Regions from separate parts of the Homo sapiens genome. Here region 2 is linked to region 1. Evidence: read pairs that join two places in POLR2A ChIA-PET (ENCODE). Cell type or tissue: PC-3. All regions are shown on one strand.

Region 1 (8,000 bases):
TGGTCTCGATCTCCTGACCTCGTGATCCGCCCGCCTCGGCCTCCCGAAGTGCTGGGATTACAGGCATGAGCCACTGCGCCCGGCCCACACTTTAGTTTCTATGCTATGCTCTTGCTTGCATTTATTATTTTTATCTTTTACAATAGACATGTGTTCGTGTATTACTTGTATAAACATCTGTTTTGGAGTGCTAGCCCCACCACTCCCTAGCTCTGTGACCCTGTGCAATTTCTCTGAGCCTGTTTCCTCATTTGTAAAATGGGCATGATGATAATAGAACTTATCTCATTTGGTTATTGCAGAGCTTAAATTAGCTAATGTACATAAAATTCTTGGTACAGTGTGTGGCTTACAGCTACTGCTGTACTACATTTTGCTACCACCTAGGCACTGGTGGTGGCAGAACCAATTAGAAAAACCCAGGACATGTTGTTGAGTAAAAAAGCAGGTTGCAAAACTGGCATGGGGATGTGATCTCTTTTGTGAAAAATTATTTTTATGTCTACATCTATATGTATATCTATGCAGATTATACATATAGATAGATGTGTATATCCAGAGATGCCTGGAGGAATGGTTGGCCAAATGTTAGTAGTGGTAATTTCTGGGTAGTAGAATTTTTGCTTTCTTCTAAATTGTTGAAAGATAGCATGTATTAACTTTTGAGCAGGAAAATAAAAAAAAAGAAAGAAAGAAAAACCCTTTGGAAAACAATGTTCCGGTTCTCATGCCAAGAATCATTAAAGCCTTCATACCTTTTGACCTATCTCACTCTTGAGAATTGACCTGAGGAAATAATTCAAATGAAGGAAGAAGCCATATCCACAAAAGCAGGCACTACAGCAGTATTTATTATAGGAAAATTGAGCAACCATGTAAGTGACTTACATTAGGGTAATGATGATTAAATTATTCACTCATTGGAACGTTGTGCAACAATTAGAATAAGATGATGACCATGTAGCAATGTGGAAAACTGCTTATGACAAGAGAATTGAAAGGGGCAGAATGCAAAATTAGATCTGGGCCAGGGTCACATCTGGGTAAAAATATGGCTTGCATTTGGACTAGGACTGGAAGGGAACACAAGCAAATAAGGCAAATAAAAAAATGTATTTTGTTGGGACCACTGATTATGGGTGATCCTTTTTTCTTTTTCATTTAGAATTCTGTCCAATGTTTCTATTTTGTTATTTGTTTCATAATAATAATTTTAAAATTGGCCTTAAAAATCCCCTCAGGGAGAAGGGACAGCAGGGAGAGAAAGATAAAAGGGAGACCTAGGATTCTCCCAGGAGGGGGTCGGCTGAGTAAGAGAAACTCAGAGGTAATGTACAAGACATGGAAATCAGACTGAATTCCAGCTCAGTCTTCTACCTAGGTGGTCCCAGAGGTTGTATCCCCTTTGCTTTCTGACTTGGCAGTGATCAATCAGATGGATGAAACAGTTGCCAAGGCAGTACTGATGATAAAGCTAGGATCAAGAATGCTCTTTAGGCCGGGTGTGGTGGCTCACGCCTGTAATCCCAGCACTTTGGGAGACCAAGGTGGGCGGATCACGAGGTCAAGAGATTGAGACCAGCCTGGCCAACATGGCGAAACCCCATCTCTACTAAAAATACAAAAAATGAGCCAGGTGTGGGGGTGTGCACTTGTAGTCCCACCTACTCTGGAGGCTGAGGCAAGACAATCGCTTGAACCTGGGAGGCGGAGGTTGCAGTGAGCCAAGATCAAGCCACTACATTCCAGCCTGGGTGACAGAGCGAGACTCCGTCTCAAAAAAAAAATAAAAAAGGAATGCTCTTCAAGTTGGAATCATCTGGAAAAATTGATCATGCTTGCCATTGATGAGGTTGAGAAAAGAGCACTAGCAGGCTGGCAAAAGTGGTGTGAATTGGGCAGCCTTCCTGGAGGGTAGTCTGGCATTGTGTATCCAAACAAAGGATGTGCAAATCCTTAGAGTTAGCAATTCCACTTCTTGAGATTTAACCTAAACCTAAGAAAATGATCAAACCATTGCATAAAAATATTTACGTAACATGTTCATCACAGAATTTATATTTATTAAAAATTAAGGGGGGTGCAGTGGCTCACGCCTGTGATCCCAACACTTTGGGAGATTGATGCGGGAGGATCACTTGAAGCCAGGAGTTCAAGACCAGCCAGGGTGGCTAGGCGCGGTGGCTCACACCTGTAATCCCACCACTTTGGGAAGCTGAAGATGGATCACGAGGTCAGGAGTTCAAGACCAGCCTGGCCAAGATAGTGAAACCTCATCTCTACTAAAGATACAAAAATTAGCTGGGCGCAGTGGCAGGCACCTGTAATCCCAGCTACACCGGGAGGCTGAGGCAGGAGAATCAGTTGAACCTGGGCAGCAGAGGTTGCAGTGAGGCAAGATTACGCCATTGCACTCCAGCCTGGGTGATACAGTAAGATTCCATCTCAAAAAAAAAAAAAAAAGACCAGCCTGGGCAACATAGTGAGACTGCATCTCTGTAAAAATATTTAAAAATTAGCTGGGCACGCTGGTGTGTATCTGTAGTATCAGCTACAAAGGGGTGGAGAACTGAGGCAGGAGGATCACTTGAGCCTGGGAGGTTGATGTTGAATTGTTTGAACCTGGGGGGCAGAGGTTGTAGTGAGCCAAGATTGCGCCACTGCACTCCAGCCTGGGCAAGGGAGCAAGACTCTGTCTCAAAAAAAGAAAAAAAAAAGGAACTGGAGGCTGAGGGCGGTGGCTCACACCTGTAACCCCAGTAATCCCAGCACTTTGGGAGGCCAACGGGGGAGGACTGCTTGAGCTCAGGAGTTCAAAAGCAACGTGAGTTACATGGCAAAACCCTGTCTACAAAAATTTTAAAAATTAGCCAGGTGTGGTGGTTCCAGCTACTTAGGAGGCTAAGGTGGGAAGATTGCTTGAGTCCAGGAGGTTGAGGCTGCAGTGAGCCATGACTGTGCCACTGCACTCCACTCTAACCTGGGTGACAGAGATGAAAAAAAAAAAAGAAAGAAAAGAAAAGAAAGAAAGAAGGAAAGAAAGAGAAAAGAAAAGAAACTGGGAAAACAACATTTTTTGGCATAACCATGCATTAGTACACTATGGAGCCATACTGTGATCCCAACACTGAAAAATTGGATCTAGATATAAATTTACCATGGAAAGACACTTAGTACATATTAGATAAGACAATAAAGCTTCAAAGCAAGATGTGTATTATCCCATTTTTGTAAGATTGTGTATCTAAATACATTAATTTGCATATCAGAATTTCTGCTAAGATACACACCACAATCTTAACAATGGCTAATCTTTGAATGGTGGGATTACAAACTGAATCAGACAGTTTAGTCTCAAATATGGTGCAGCAACAACTGGAAAGTCTACTGGTCTACAATGGCAGGGGTTAATTTCTCTCTACTCTTCATGTCTATTGTGGCTGGCTGCTCTGACCATCCTCTTCACCCTGGGACCTAGGCTGACAAAACAGTCTCCATGTGAACATTGCAGGTCACTGCAACAGAGAGCTGATGGACCACCCACCGGCTCTTACAACCAGTGCCAGGCAAGTTTCGTGGCCCTTCCAGGTTCAACAAGGTAGGGGTATATAATCCTCCCCAGGCCCTCAGGTGAGGCTCATGCCAAGGAGGGGTAGCAAACATTTTGGACATGATACAATCTACCACACAAGTGATTTCATTCTATTATTTAAAGTTCTTTTCTTTGCAGAAGGATGTGAGAGGAGAAGTGAGCGGTCTCACAGGCATGATGCCAGCTACAAGGGGCTGGCGAGCTGATGTGGGAGGATCACTTGAGCCTAGGAGTTTGAGGCTGCGGTGAGTTGTGATTGTAACATTGTACTCCAGCCTGGGGGACACAGTGAGACCCTCACCCTCCCTGTCCCTAAATTTGAGAGGTCTGGACTTTGCCTAATTTAAGAGGAAGACCACTTGACCTGGACCTACAGCAAGGAGAAAACAACGATGGGACACAAAGTTCTGGATGCCCAGAAGTGTTATACCGGGCCTTCTGCTTACTGCTTATAGGACTTGAGTCGAGTTAGAGGGCCTCCATGAATGTCCCTATCTGTAAGATGGAAATGAAAAGAGCTGTCCTGTTGACCTCACACAATTCGGCAGCAGGGAGGGGTGGCTCAGTTGGAGGGCTTTCAAATGATCAGTGCTCTGCCTGCACACAGAGGGTTTGGTGCTTCAAGCTGTAACCACATACCCACATGTACTATATGTCCCCAACTTCATCACCAAAGGGGGTTGTTCACCCCTTTTACTTGCATCCATGTAGAGCAGGTGAAAAGATGACAAGCCAGGTCCCACTATGGAGGAGGAGAAGCCCCCTGATGGATGAGTCATGGAAGGGCTGGGATGTGAAATGAAGGCCCCCCTTCCCACTTTGTCACAGGACACTGGAAATAGCCATGTCTCCCTTTCCTCCTGCCCCCAGCCTCCTGGCATGGAAGGCAAGAAATGATTGTAATCAGAGGTTCCCAAAAGGGAATGATCATTAGGGCCATGTATGAGCATTGAAAAACTAGATTCTGGGGCTCCACCTCCGGGAGCTTCTGATTCATCTGGTGAAGGAAAGACCAGACTGAGTCACAGAAGGTGATCTGTGCCACCCCGACTTGGCCCTGGCTCCTACCCAGCTCCTCTGCACGGGCCTTATGAGGTGTCCTGGCAGGGAGCGCCCGGATGTCTCAAGTGGCACGAGCCCTGGCAGCTGGGAGAAACCTGAGTGGTCCCAGGTTATCTGATGGCGCACCTGCCTCGGCCCCGTGCTCGCTTCTTGAATGTCAAGATCAGGGGAAGTCTCAGGAAACAGCTCCCCGAGCAGCACGGGTGACCCCACAGGCTGCCCCAGGGCCAGGCTTTCCAGGGCAGCAGGGGCAATGGAGGTGGTAAGAAAAGGGTATCCCCTGTCCTGCTCCTAGTCCCTCTGAACCAAACGTGCCCCTGGCTCCAACGACCTGCCTGCACACCTTGACTGACAAGCCTGGAATTAATCTCTTTACACATCTATCAACATGGCAGTGAGTGCCTCGAGGGCCAAGACAGGTCTTGTTCCTCCCTGCTGCCCAGTGCAGTCCCTGGCACACCATTTGTGCTTGCTTAATATTTCATGAATAAAGGAGAGGTAGTAACACTTACCATATTACCACAGGGTCAAGGAAGGACTGATATTCACACCCACTGGGCACATGGGAAACGCACGTGCTTACCTGAGAGGTGGGGAGGCCCCATTCTTAGTCACTCAGCTAGAGGCTGAGCTTAGCATGCCTCATTTGGCAGTGGTACTAGATTACTTCTGGCATCATGGTACCCTATGACATAAGGTATGAAACTTATGGAGCCTCTTCCCAGGAAAATGCCCCTCCCCACTCCCTCTGTCTCACACATATAACATACAACTTCCAGGTTAAGAGTATCACCCCTTCACCAGGCACAATGGCTCACATCTGCATCCCAGTACTTTGGGAGGCCGAGGTGGGAGGATCACTTGAGCCCAGGAGTTTGAGACCAGCCTGGGAAATATAGGGAGACCCTATCTCTACAAAAAAACAATTAGCCAGGCATGGTGGTGCACACCTGTAGTCTCAGCTACTTGGGAGGCTGAGGTGGGAGGATCACTGGAACCTGAAAGGTCACAACTGCAGTGAGCTGTGGTCATGCCATGGCATTCCAGCTTTGGCGACACAGTGAAGCCCTGTCTCAAAAAAAAAAAAAAAAAAAGTATCAGCCCTTTAAAAAATGGAAAGCTCTTTTTTAATGGAGAAAGGTTAAAATTATCTACAATGATTGTATGTAGCTAATGAATTTATTTATTTATTTTGAGACGGTGTCTCGCTGTCGCAGGCTGGAGTGCAGTGGCACAATCTCAGCTCACTGCAACCTTCACCTCCCAGGTTCAAGCGATTCTCCTGCCTCAGCCTCTCGAGTAGCTGGGACTACAGGTGCGTGCCACCACGCCTGGCTAATTTTTGTATTTTTTTTTCTTTTTTGTAGAGAAGGGGTGTTGCCATGTTGGCCAGGCAGGTCTTGAACTCTTGACCTTAAGTGATCCACCTGCCTCGGCCTCCCAAAGTGCTGGGATTATAGGTGTGAGTCACTGCACCTGGCCTGATGTCTACAACTTTTAAATTATTCAGAAAAAAAATTATACAGACATATTTATCTAAAGATGAAGTAAATGTGGCCAAAAATTAACAATTGATGAATCTATAGGGTAACCACAAAGTATGGAAACTTTTTTTTTTTTTTTTTTGGAAGCAGAGTCTTGCTATGTTGCCCAGGTTGGCCTCAAACCCTTGGGCTCAAGTGATTCTCCCGTCTTGGCCTCCCCAAGTGCTGGGATTATAGGCATGCACCACCCCATCTGGCCTATCATATTTTTCAATAGATTGAAGATGTTCTTGATGGCATTATGAATATTTGCCTATTTCCAGACTTTATAGTTACATAGTAGACAAAGGATATATGGCTTCCAATGAACTATTCTTTTATCTTTTCTGTAGGTCTGAAATCCTTCAAAATAAAATGTAGGGAGCGGGGGAAGGAATCTCAGCCCTAGGCTAAGGTTCTAGTCCCAAAATCAGGATTCCACGCTCTAGGAAGGAGCTCAAAGGAGAGGACCACAGTCAAGACAGGCTCCAGATGTGTTTATTAGGCTATTTAAATAGAACCATGTGACCATTTCTGTAGGTAAAAGGACAAAGAAGAATTACAAACACTTTGGGTCTTTCCCGAATTCTCTCCCCTTTCTCTGGTCAACTCCACCCACCTTCACTCTCAAAGGAAAGGCACAGGGGGAAGGAAGTGAGTGAGGGGGCTCAGAAGAGTCTGTGTGGCTCCTACCACCCCAAACATATTCTGGTTTCCCGAAGATAAGAGGCAAGGCTTGCTCTGATCTTTCCCAGTTCTCAGAGTCCAGCAGGCCGCTGTGCTGGACACATACATGGATCCACCAACATACATCAGTCCTTCTGTGTTCTCTCCTGCATGGTAGAGGCTGGAAGCCTAAGAGCTATATTCCTCAGAATTTCCTGCCAGCCAGGATTTGCTTTAAAGTCCACTAATGAGAGGCACTTCTAGAAACCATGATTCCTTCTCCAGCAGTGGCAGACAGTAGGCATGAGGTTTTGTAGCATCTTCTGAGCATTTTCCAGTACATCATCTGCTTTTGTGCTGCTGGAAGCTGAGACCATCAGCAGGAGTTTTCTGTGCCTCCTGCAAGTTGCTGATTTCTCACAGTTGCTACTGGCTTTCTCCAATGTTCACTTCTCTATCCCTTTCAGTGGTTTATAAATACTTCATTCCTATAGTAGATCCCTTCCTGCTTATATTAATAATACCTAGAGGGGACATGGTTTTCCTGATTCATCCAGCTATCTTAGGACCTTACTCCAAAATAAGGAAGGCTTCTCTTGGGGAGGTAATTGCCTGTAGAAAGATTTCCAAACACTGTTCATTATTTGATGCCAAAAAGGTAAACAGAAGCTGATGTGGGTGGTAGGCAATTCCCAGCCATGGAACACATGTTGGCCTGTGAGTCCTGAGATGCTGAATGGGATGCCAGTTCCCTGACCAGAAATGTCCTCCCATCTACCTCACTGCTGCCATTCCCCTGGGGATGCCAGGGCTGAGCAATAACCACAAGGAGCAGAGACGGCACCCGACAACGGAGAAGAGATGTCTGCAGTACCGACCCAGCTCTCAAAACCCACCTGGCATTACCCTGGAACACAGGAACATTTTTGTCATCCTCCTGGCACAGGGGAGGGGGTTCTCTGCTGCCAGGCTTCTTGGAGCTGAGGCAGGAGGGTCAGCAAGAGAGAGTCCAGCACAGCCAGACCCTCCCAGGAACACCGAAGACCCCTGGAAAACCAAGAGGCCTGAAGGTGACTACTTCATCTTACCAATTTCAAGCCCATCACCCAGCAGGGCCGAGCTCCCAGCACCCGCAGGTCCCGCCTTACCAGTCAGTC
Region 2 (8,000 bases), 180 kb before region 1:
GGCAGTGGGACCCGACTATGTCCAGTTTACTTTACCTCTGGTGACTGTCACACAGATGGCCCAAGTTTCCCAGAACCTGCCTGGCACAACACTAGGCCAGTCTAGACACACTCAGAGACCCCAGACAGGGGGAATGCTGGGAAGGCATGGGAATCAGAGGGCCCAGGATGGCAGATACCGGTCCAGCTGTCCTCCAGGTGCCCTTGGTCCTCATCGGGGGCATAGTTGCAGAGAAAGTTGGCAAAGGAGCCGTTGCGCTGCAGCAGGGCTGGGTACGGGCCCATCTCAGACACCTGTCCATCAGCTAGCACAATGATGAAGTCTGTCTGGGGCAGGAAGCTAATGCCGTGCGTCACCAGCACTCGCGTCTGGGGAGAAGGCAGCAGGCTCTCACCCCTACCACCCTCCAGCACACCCCTGGCACAGGCACGGAGCCACAGAGTGAGTGTGAAGTGTGCCCATGTGCCAGGGAGCTTGGACAGGCACATGGGTGACTCACCCTGTGCTCGCCACAGCCTGCTCAGAACCTCGCAGGTGGGGGAGTTGTCCCCACAGGTTTCTCCTGATGCCCAACCCACATGCCCACTTCTTGCGCCCCCCACACCTCCAAGTCTCATCCAAACCCCTCAGCCTCTCACCAGCTCTCTCTTCGGGCCTCAGATCTCACCTTAGCCCCCTTAGCCTCTGGCAGGCCTCACCTTGCCTGCCAGCACGCCTTCTGGCCCGATGACGTGGTCAAAGATGTGCTTGGCCACATGAGAGTCCACCGCGGACAGTGGGTCATCCAGCAAGAAAATATCGGCATCACTGTAAACAGCTCGAGCCAGACTGACCCGCTGCCGCTGGCCCCCAGACAGGTTAATGCCCTGGAGGGAGGCGGGGGGTGGGAAAAATGGGGTCAGACAGGCACAGGGAGACAACGGCCTGTCCACTGTTATTTGGGATGGCAGATTTTTTTTTTTTTTTCCTGAGATGGGGTCTCACTCACCCAGGCTGGAGTGCAGTGGTGCGATCTTGGCTCACTGCAACCTCTGCCTCTCGCGTTTGAGCAATTCTCATGCCTCAGCCTCCCGAGTAGCTAGGATTGATTGCAGGACCACCATGCCTGGCTACTGACTAAAATGTTTTATTTTTTATAGAGACAGAATCTCCATATGTTGCCCAGCCTGGTCTCCAACTCCTGAGCTCAAGCAATTGGCCCACGTCAGCCTCCCAAAGTAAAGTGCTGGGATTACAGGTGTGAGCCACTGTGCCTGACCAGAACAGCAGTCTTCTGAATCTATATTTCACATGGGGCCTAGTCTGTCCCTGCAATGCTGTGAGGGACAGAGGTAAAGGGTAAGTCCTCCTGGGGCAGGTGAGGCCATTCTGCTCCATTGGTCACCACCCTGCCCAGCTTGGTGTCCTGCCCAACCCATCTACGGATAAATGGGCACACAAATGTGTATATACCTATAATGAAATATCATTCAGCCTTACAAGGAGGGAAATTCTGACACATGCTACAACATGGATATGCCTTGAGGACATTATGCTAAGTGAAATAAGCCCGTCACGAAAAGACAAATGCTGGATGATTCCACTTACGTGAGGTACCTAGGTGATATGGTTGAAATATTTGTTCCTTCCAAAGTGCATGTTGAAACTTACCCCCCAGTGTGGCAGGATTGAGGGGTGGCATTTACCAGGTGATTAGGTCATGAAAACAGAGCCCTCATGAATGGTTGATCCATTTATGGATTAATAGGTTGATGCGTGAATGGGTTACTGGGGGAGTGGGACCGGTGGCTTTATAAGAAAGAAAGAGAAACCTGAGGTCGCGCGTGGTGGCTCATGCCTGTAATCCCAGCAATTTGGGAGGTCGAGGTGGGTGGATCATTTGAAGTCAGGAGTTCAAGACCAGCATGGCCAATATGGTGAAACCCATCTCTACTAAAAATACAAAAATTAGTCGGGCTGTAGTTGCGTGCGCCTGTAATCCCAGCTATTCGGGAGGCTGAGGAAGGAGAATCGTTTGAACCTGGGAGGCGGAGGTTGCAGTGAGCCAAGATCACGCCGCTGTACTCCAATCTACAGTCTGGGCAACAGAGTGAAGCCTTGTCTCAAAAAAAAAAAAAAAAAAAAAAAAAAAAAAGGAAGGAAGGAAGAGAGACCTGAGCTAGCATGCTCGGTCCCCTTGCCATGGGATGCCCTGTATGGCCTTGGGACTCTGCAGACTCCCCGCCAACAAGGAGGCCCTCTCCAGATGCAGCCCCTGGACCGTGGACTCTTCAGCCTCCGTAACTGTACAAAATACATTTCTTTTCTTTATAAATTACCTAGTTTCAGGCATTCTCTTATAAGCAATAGAAAATGGACTAAGATACTAAGTAGTCAAATTCCTAGGAACAGAAAATAGAATGGTGGTTACTGGGGCCTAGGGGCAGTGGGGAATGAGGAGTTGCTTAATAGGCACAATTTTAGTTTTGCAAGATGAAAAGGTTCTGGAGATCGGTTGCACAGCAATGTAAATGTACTTAACATTGCTGAACTGTACACTAAGAAATGATTAAGTTTTTTTTTCTTTTTTTTTTTTTTAAGACAGAGTCTTGCTCTGTCGCCCAGGCTGGAATGCAGTGATACAATCAATCTCAGTTCATTGCAACCTCCGCCTCCTGGGCTTACGCAATGCTCCTGCCTCAGCCTCCTGAGTAGCTGGGACTACAGGCACACGCCATCACACTCGGCTAATTTGTTTGTATTTCTAGTAGAGATGGGGTTTTATCATGTTAGCAAGGCTGGCCTTGAACTCCTTACCTCAAATGATACACCTGCCTCAGCCTCCCAGAGTGCTGGGAGCCACCATGCCGGGCAAGATGATATATTTTATGTTATGTGTGGTTTTTACCACAGTTAAAAATTGTTAAAAAGCAAAGCCCCAAATTTTCCCCAGTGTTCCATGTTTTTTAGAGTAAAGGCCAAAATCTTAACCAAGGTAATCAGGGTTCTGCCTCTCTCTATCTTTTCCCTCCATTTCCCAACTCCTAGTCATGCCAGAGAACTCCAAGACCCCATACAGGGTTCCATGGCCCCAGACAGAGCTTTCTGGCTCCAGACAAGGCTCACTCGGTCTCTTTGTTGAGTTCTCTGATTCTCAGTGAGGATTTCCCAAGCTACCTTAACCATTCAACTCTGCAGGCATTCCTGTATTCCTTCCCCGCTTTATTTTTTCCACTGAGCATTTATCTAACATATTATATATTGTACTTATTTATCTTACTTATTATCTCTTCCTGCCACTAGAATGTGAGCTATATGAAGGTAGAGATATTAGCCCGGCATTTTAGTATTCACTACTGTATACTATTTCCCAGAATAGAGTGGGTGCTTAATAAATATATGGTAAATGAATGAACAGATACATGATGAGCTCCTCCTCCTCAGTTGTTAAAACTGAGGTCAAAAGTGATGCTTAAGGCTAGGCACGGTGCTCATGCCTGTAATCCCAGCACTTTGAGAGGCTGAGGCGGGGGGATCACTTGAAGCCAGGAGTTCAAGACCAGATGGGCCAACATGGCAAAACCCCGTCTGTACTAAAAACACAAAAATTAGCCAAGTGTGGTGGTGCGCACCCGTAATCCCAGCTACTCGGGTGGCTGAGACACGAGAATTGCTTGAACCCGGGAGGTGGAGGTTGCAGTGAGCCATGATCTGCGCCACTGCACTCCAGCCTGGGTGACAGAGCAAGGCTCTGTCTAAAAAAAAAAAGTGATGCTCAGCCAGGTGCAGCAGCTCATGCCTGTAATCCCAGTACTCTGGGAGGCCAGGGTGGGAGGATCTCCTGAGCCAGCCTGGGCGACATGGCAAGACGCTGTCTCTAAAAAAAATTAAAAATTTAGCTGGGTATGGTGGCATGTGCCTGTGGTCCCAGATACTCAGGAGGCTGAGGCGAGAGGATCACTTGAGCCCAGGAGTTCCAAGCTGCAGCGTCCCATGATGTCACCATGGCACTCCATCCTGGGCAACAGAGTGAGGCCTTATCTCAGAAAGAAAGAAAAAAAAAAAGTGATGCTCTTCCTTATGTAGGCTCCCTGCTGTGCCCTCCCTGTACCCTGCACAGGCCTTCAGCCTGGCTCCTAGAATATTCAATAGTTCCTACTTGTTCACTAAACAGATCTGCTAATAGATCTGTTTCCCCAGTGCCTGGCACAGAGTTGGGCATAACGTTACACCAATGTGTGAATGAAGGGATGAATATATGGACCTGGGCTGGGTTGAGGTGGGCAGCTCTATGCCCTAGCCTCTTAGGGATGGAAGAGGACTCTGTACCTTCTCTCCAATCTCTGTCTGATCCCCACCAGGCAGCATCTCCAGGTCAGCTAGCAAGGCACAGGCCTCCAGAGTCTGCTGGTAGCGCTTGGGGTTCAGGGCTTTGCCGAAAAGCACGTTTTCCTGAAGAGTGCAGTTCTGGATCCATGCCTGCTGGGGCACATAGGCCACGGAGCCCTGGCCACAGGAGAAATTTACCTCGGGGCTTGCCCAAGGCCTGGCTGAGCCCCACACCCTGCCCAGGAGCCCCTGCCTCTCTCACCTTCATGTGCACTTTGCCTTCTAGCTTCTCCATCTCTCCCAGCAGGGCAGACACCAGGGAGGACTTCCCACAGCCCACAGGCCCCACCACGGCCACCAGTGCCCCTTTCGGGACCTGGATGTCTAGGCTGGGGGCAAGGACCCCAGGAGTCCAGTTAGAGGCAGGGATCAGGGTTTTGGTCTCCAACCCTCCACCTGCAGAACCAAGCCCTCCGCCCTTCCAGACACCCCCCTGGCAGGCTGAAGCTCTTCCTGCATTCTTGGTCAAAGGCTTTGCAGGGTGCTGCTATTGATCTGAACTTCCAGCCCACCGTGGGCAGCTGGGAAGGGAGTGGGAGAAGCTGGTACCTGTGCAGAGTGGGGGGCAGGTCCTGGGCCCAGGTGAAGGTGCCACTGTGTATGGTGATGGCATAGCCTGAGAGGACCAAGGTGGGCAGGGTCAGGGAGGGAGCTCAAGGGATGGGGTAGCCTGCAGGGAGGCTGGGGGGCAGGGGAAAGGAGGACAGGGGAGGAGCCTGGGCCATGGGGAGGGGATCCTTGGGAAAAGGGAGGAAGAAAGGGATGTGGGGAGCCCTGTGGAGGAGGGCGGAGGAGAGCAGAGAACCCGGAAGAGGGAGGAGGTCAGAGTCGAAGCAGATGTGAACAGAGGAAGAAGAAAAGGGGTCAGGAGAGAACAAAGGAAAAGCTTGAAACAGAGGTTTTTCTGGAGCAAGGACTGGGGCAGGCAGCCCAGGTAGGGGCTCTCTAGACCTGGGGAGATGGTCTTTCTTTCCACACTCTGGGGGTCAAGTTCCTCTTGGCTCAGGAATTGCTGGATCCGTTTCAGAGACACACTGGCCTACGGGAGGATGTGAGTCAGCCCTAGAGACTGTACTTTCCCAACCCCCAACCCCTACCCTCGCCCCATCCCCAGCATCCTGGGCTAGGCAGGACCCCCTGAGGGCCCAGACACTAGCACTGGGGTCCCTCCCACGACTGAGTCTTCCATGGCTCCCACTGCCCAAAGAGAAAGTCCAGGTTGGTAAGAGGAGGCTATCTACAGAACTCAGGTTTCCAGACACCCGACCTGACCACCTGTGACTCCAAATGACCCCTGACCTTAATGACCTCATTCAACCTTGAATAGCTCTTCATAATGCTAGCAACCTTCCCTGAATCCAATAACTCCCCCTGATTATCCCTTGCCCTAAGTGACCCTTCCCTGACCCCAACAACCTGTTCCAACTCCAGTAGAGCCCCCAGCCCTACCCAGGGTTACCTGAGTCAGGTTGCTGATTAACTGGGGCAGCATGTTGAGGGGAAGTCTTAAGATATTAAACAAGGACACAGACACAAAGGCCTTCTCGGCGTCCAGCACATTGTTTGGGTCCACGTACACGTACACCCAGAGGGTGATCAGGGTCACCTGAGCAGCGTGGAGGTGGTGTCAGGGTAGAGTCCAATGAGCCCTGGCCATGCCTGGGCACCCAGAGCCCTGGAGGCAGGGACCCAGCCCTGTGCCAAGCCTCACCAGGAAGGGGCTGCACATCCAGGTGAAGGTGGTTGTGGTGTGGAGGTAGGCCGCCGTGCGCAGCAGCTGGAGCTCACCCTGCCTGATGCCCTCCACCTGCTTCAGGAAGCTGGGCTCCCAGGCGTACAGCTTCAGCACCTTGATGCCGTTCAGGATCTCACTCATCAGCTTGATGCGCGAGTCCTTCAATTTCATTTGCTTTACCTGTGCAGGCAGAAAGAGTGTCAGTGGCACACCTGCTCCCTCCCCTGACCTCCTGCTCACAGGGTCCTACCTTCCATCCATTCTCATCCATTGCAGCCATTCCACGCTGCCCACCATTCCTTCTCACAACTCCTTGCTGGGCCTGTGCTGTGCCTTGGCCTGGAATGCACAGCCCCTGCCTCCCTGTGTCCTCTGCCTGACAAGATCCATCTCCACCCTCAGTGCCACTGCACCGGCCTCCCCAGGCAGCATCCTCTGTCCCCTGCCCTGGGTTTCTTCTCCTACTACTTCTTTTTCTTCTTCTTATTATTATTGCTAGTATTATTTATTTTAGAGATGGTGCCTCACTGTGTTGCCCAGGCTGGACTGCAGTGGTACAATCATAGCTCACTGCAGCCTCAAACTCCTGGGCTCCTTTGATCCTCCTGTCTCAGCCTCCTGACTAGCTGGAACTACAGGCATGAACAACCATGCCCAGCTAATTTTTAAATTTTTTTGTAGGGACGAGGTCTCACTCTGTTGCCCAGGCTGATTTCAAACTCCTGGCCTCATGTGATCCTCCCACCTTGGCCTCCCCAAGTGCTGGGATTACAGGTGTGAGCCACCACACCTGGTCCCCTTCCCTGGGTTTCTAAAGCACATTGCACTTTCCTTTTGTTCCATAACCATTCCTTTACATATATGTTTCTCTAATCAGACTGTGAGCTTCCTGAGGGGATGGACTATTTATTTCTCTTTGTTCTCCAAGACCTTAGCCCAAGGTGTGGCACACCAGATTAATGTATTCATTCAACCCCTATTTATGGAGTGCCTACTATGTGCCAGGCCATGGGCTACGTGTAGAATTTGTCACGATGAATTCAGACAAGGCCCCTGCCATGATACAGCTGACGATCTGATGGGGGAGGCATACAATAAGCAAACAATGATCTGAATAAATGCTTAATTATTAATCATTATGTGTGTTCTGATGGGAAATCACAGGATCCTGTAAGAAAGTAATGAGGTGATGGCAGGGAAACTAACTTAGACTGAGACTGGGCAGTCAGGGTGGACTTCTGGAGGAAGTGACTTTTTTTTTTGAGACGGAGTTTCGCTCTTGTTGCCCAGGTGGGAGTGCAATGGCGCGATCTTGGCTCACCGCAACCTCTGCCTCCTGGATTCAAGGGATTCTCCTGCCTCAGACTCCAGAGTAGCTGGGATTACAGGCATGTGCCACCATGCCCGGCTAATTTTGTATTTTTAGTAGAGACGGGGTTTCTCCATGTTGGTCTGGCTGGTCTCGATCTCCCAACCTCAGGTGATCCACCTGCCTCGGCCTCCCAAAGCTCTGGGATTACAGGCATGAGCCACCGTGCCCAGCCGAGGAAGTGACTTCAATGCCGAGAGGTAAGGGAAGGAAAGGAGTTAGGCAGGCAAGAGGGGGATGACAAGCATTCCAGGCAGAGGGAATAGTATATGTGGTGGCCCCTAGAGGTACCCTGAGCTTGGTGCTGTGGAGAAAAGAAAGAAGACCAGACTGGCTGAAACTTGGCCAGTCCGCAGGGGGTGAGGACTTGCAAGGTAAGCAGAAGCCTGCTGAGTCTTCTTAGGGGGTTTGTCATTTTTCCTATGGGCAGTGGGAAGCTAGTAGACTTCAATAGGCCAGGTGTGATGGCTCACACCTGTAATCCCAGCACTTTGGGAGGCTAAGATGAACGGATCACCTGAGGTCAGG

The links. Peaks named below come from ENCODE experiments on the same cell type or tissue, not always from the same donor. Only the 100,000 strongest peaks of a DNase experiment are listed, where the experiment ranks them.
Region 2: POLR2A ChIA-PET joins it to region 1 with 15 read pairs; 6 of 35 experiments call an interaction of 5 or more read pairs at or near these places.

What each region holds. Positions count from the first base shown.
Region 1 is chr17:50,484,634-50,492,633 of GRCh38, reverse strand. RSAD1 (radical S-adenosyl methionine domain containing 1) reads right to left here. Exons shown (of 9, transcript NM_018346.3): 9 at 6,660-7,890. The coding sequence ends at 7,773. Among named protein-coding and RNA genes, the nearest start is that of RSAD1, 9.8 kb to the right of the region's middle. In PC-3, no CTCF peak of the experiment used is centred here; a DNase peak (open chromatin) is centred at 4,633.
Region 2 is chr17:50,665,837-50,673,836 of GRCh38, reverse strand. ABCC3 (ATP binding cassette subfamily C member 3) reads right to left here. Exons shown (of 31, transcript NM_003786.4): 12 at 6,080-6,283; 13 at 5,828-5,974; 14 at 5,320-5,407; 15 at 4,918-4,984; 16 at 4,571-4,697; 17 at 4,309-4,485; 18 at 699-866; 19 at 179-368. Among named protein-coding and RNA genes, the nearest start is that of ABCC3, 35 kb to the right of the region's middle. In PC-3, no CTCF peak of the experiment used is centred here; no DNase peak of the experiment used is centred here.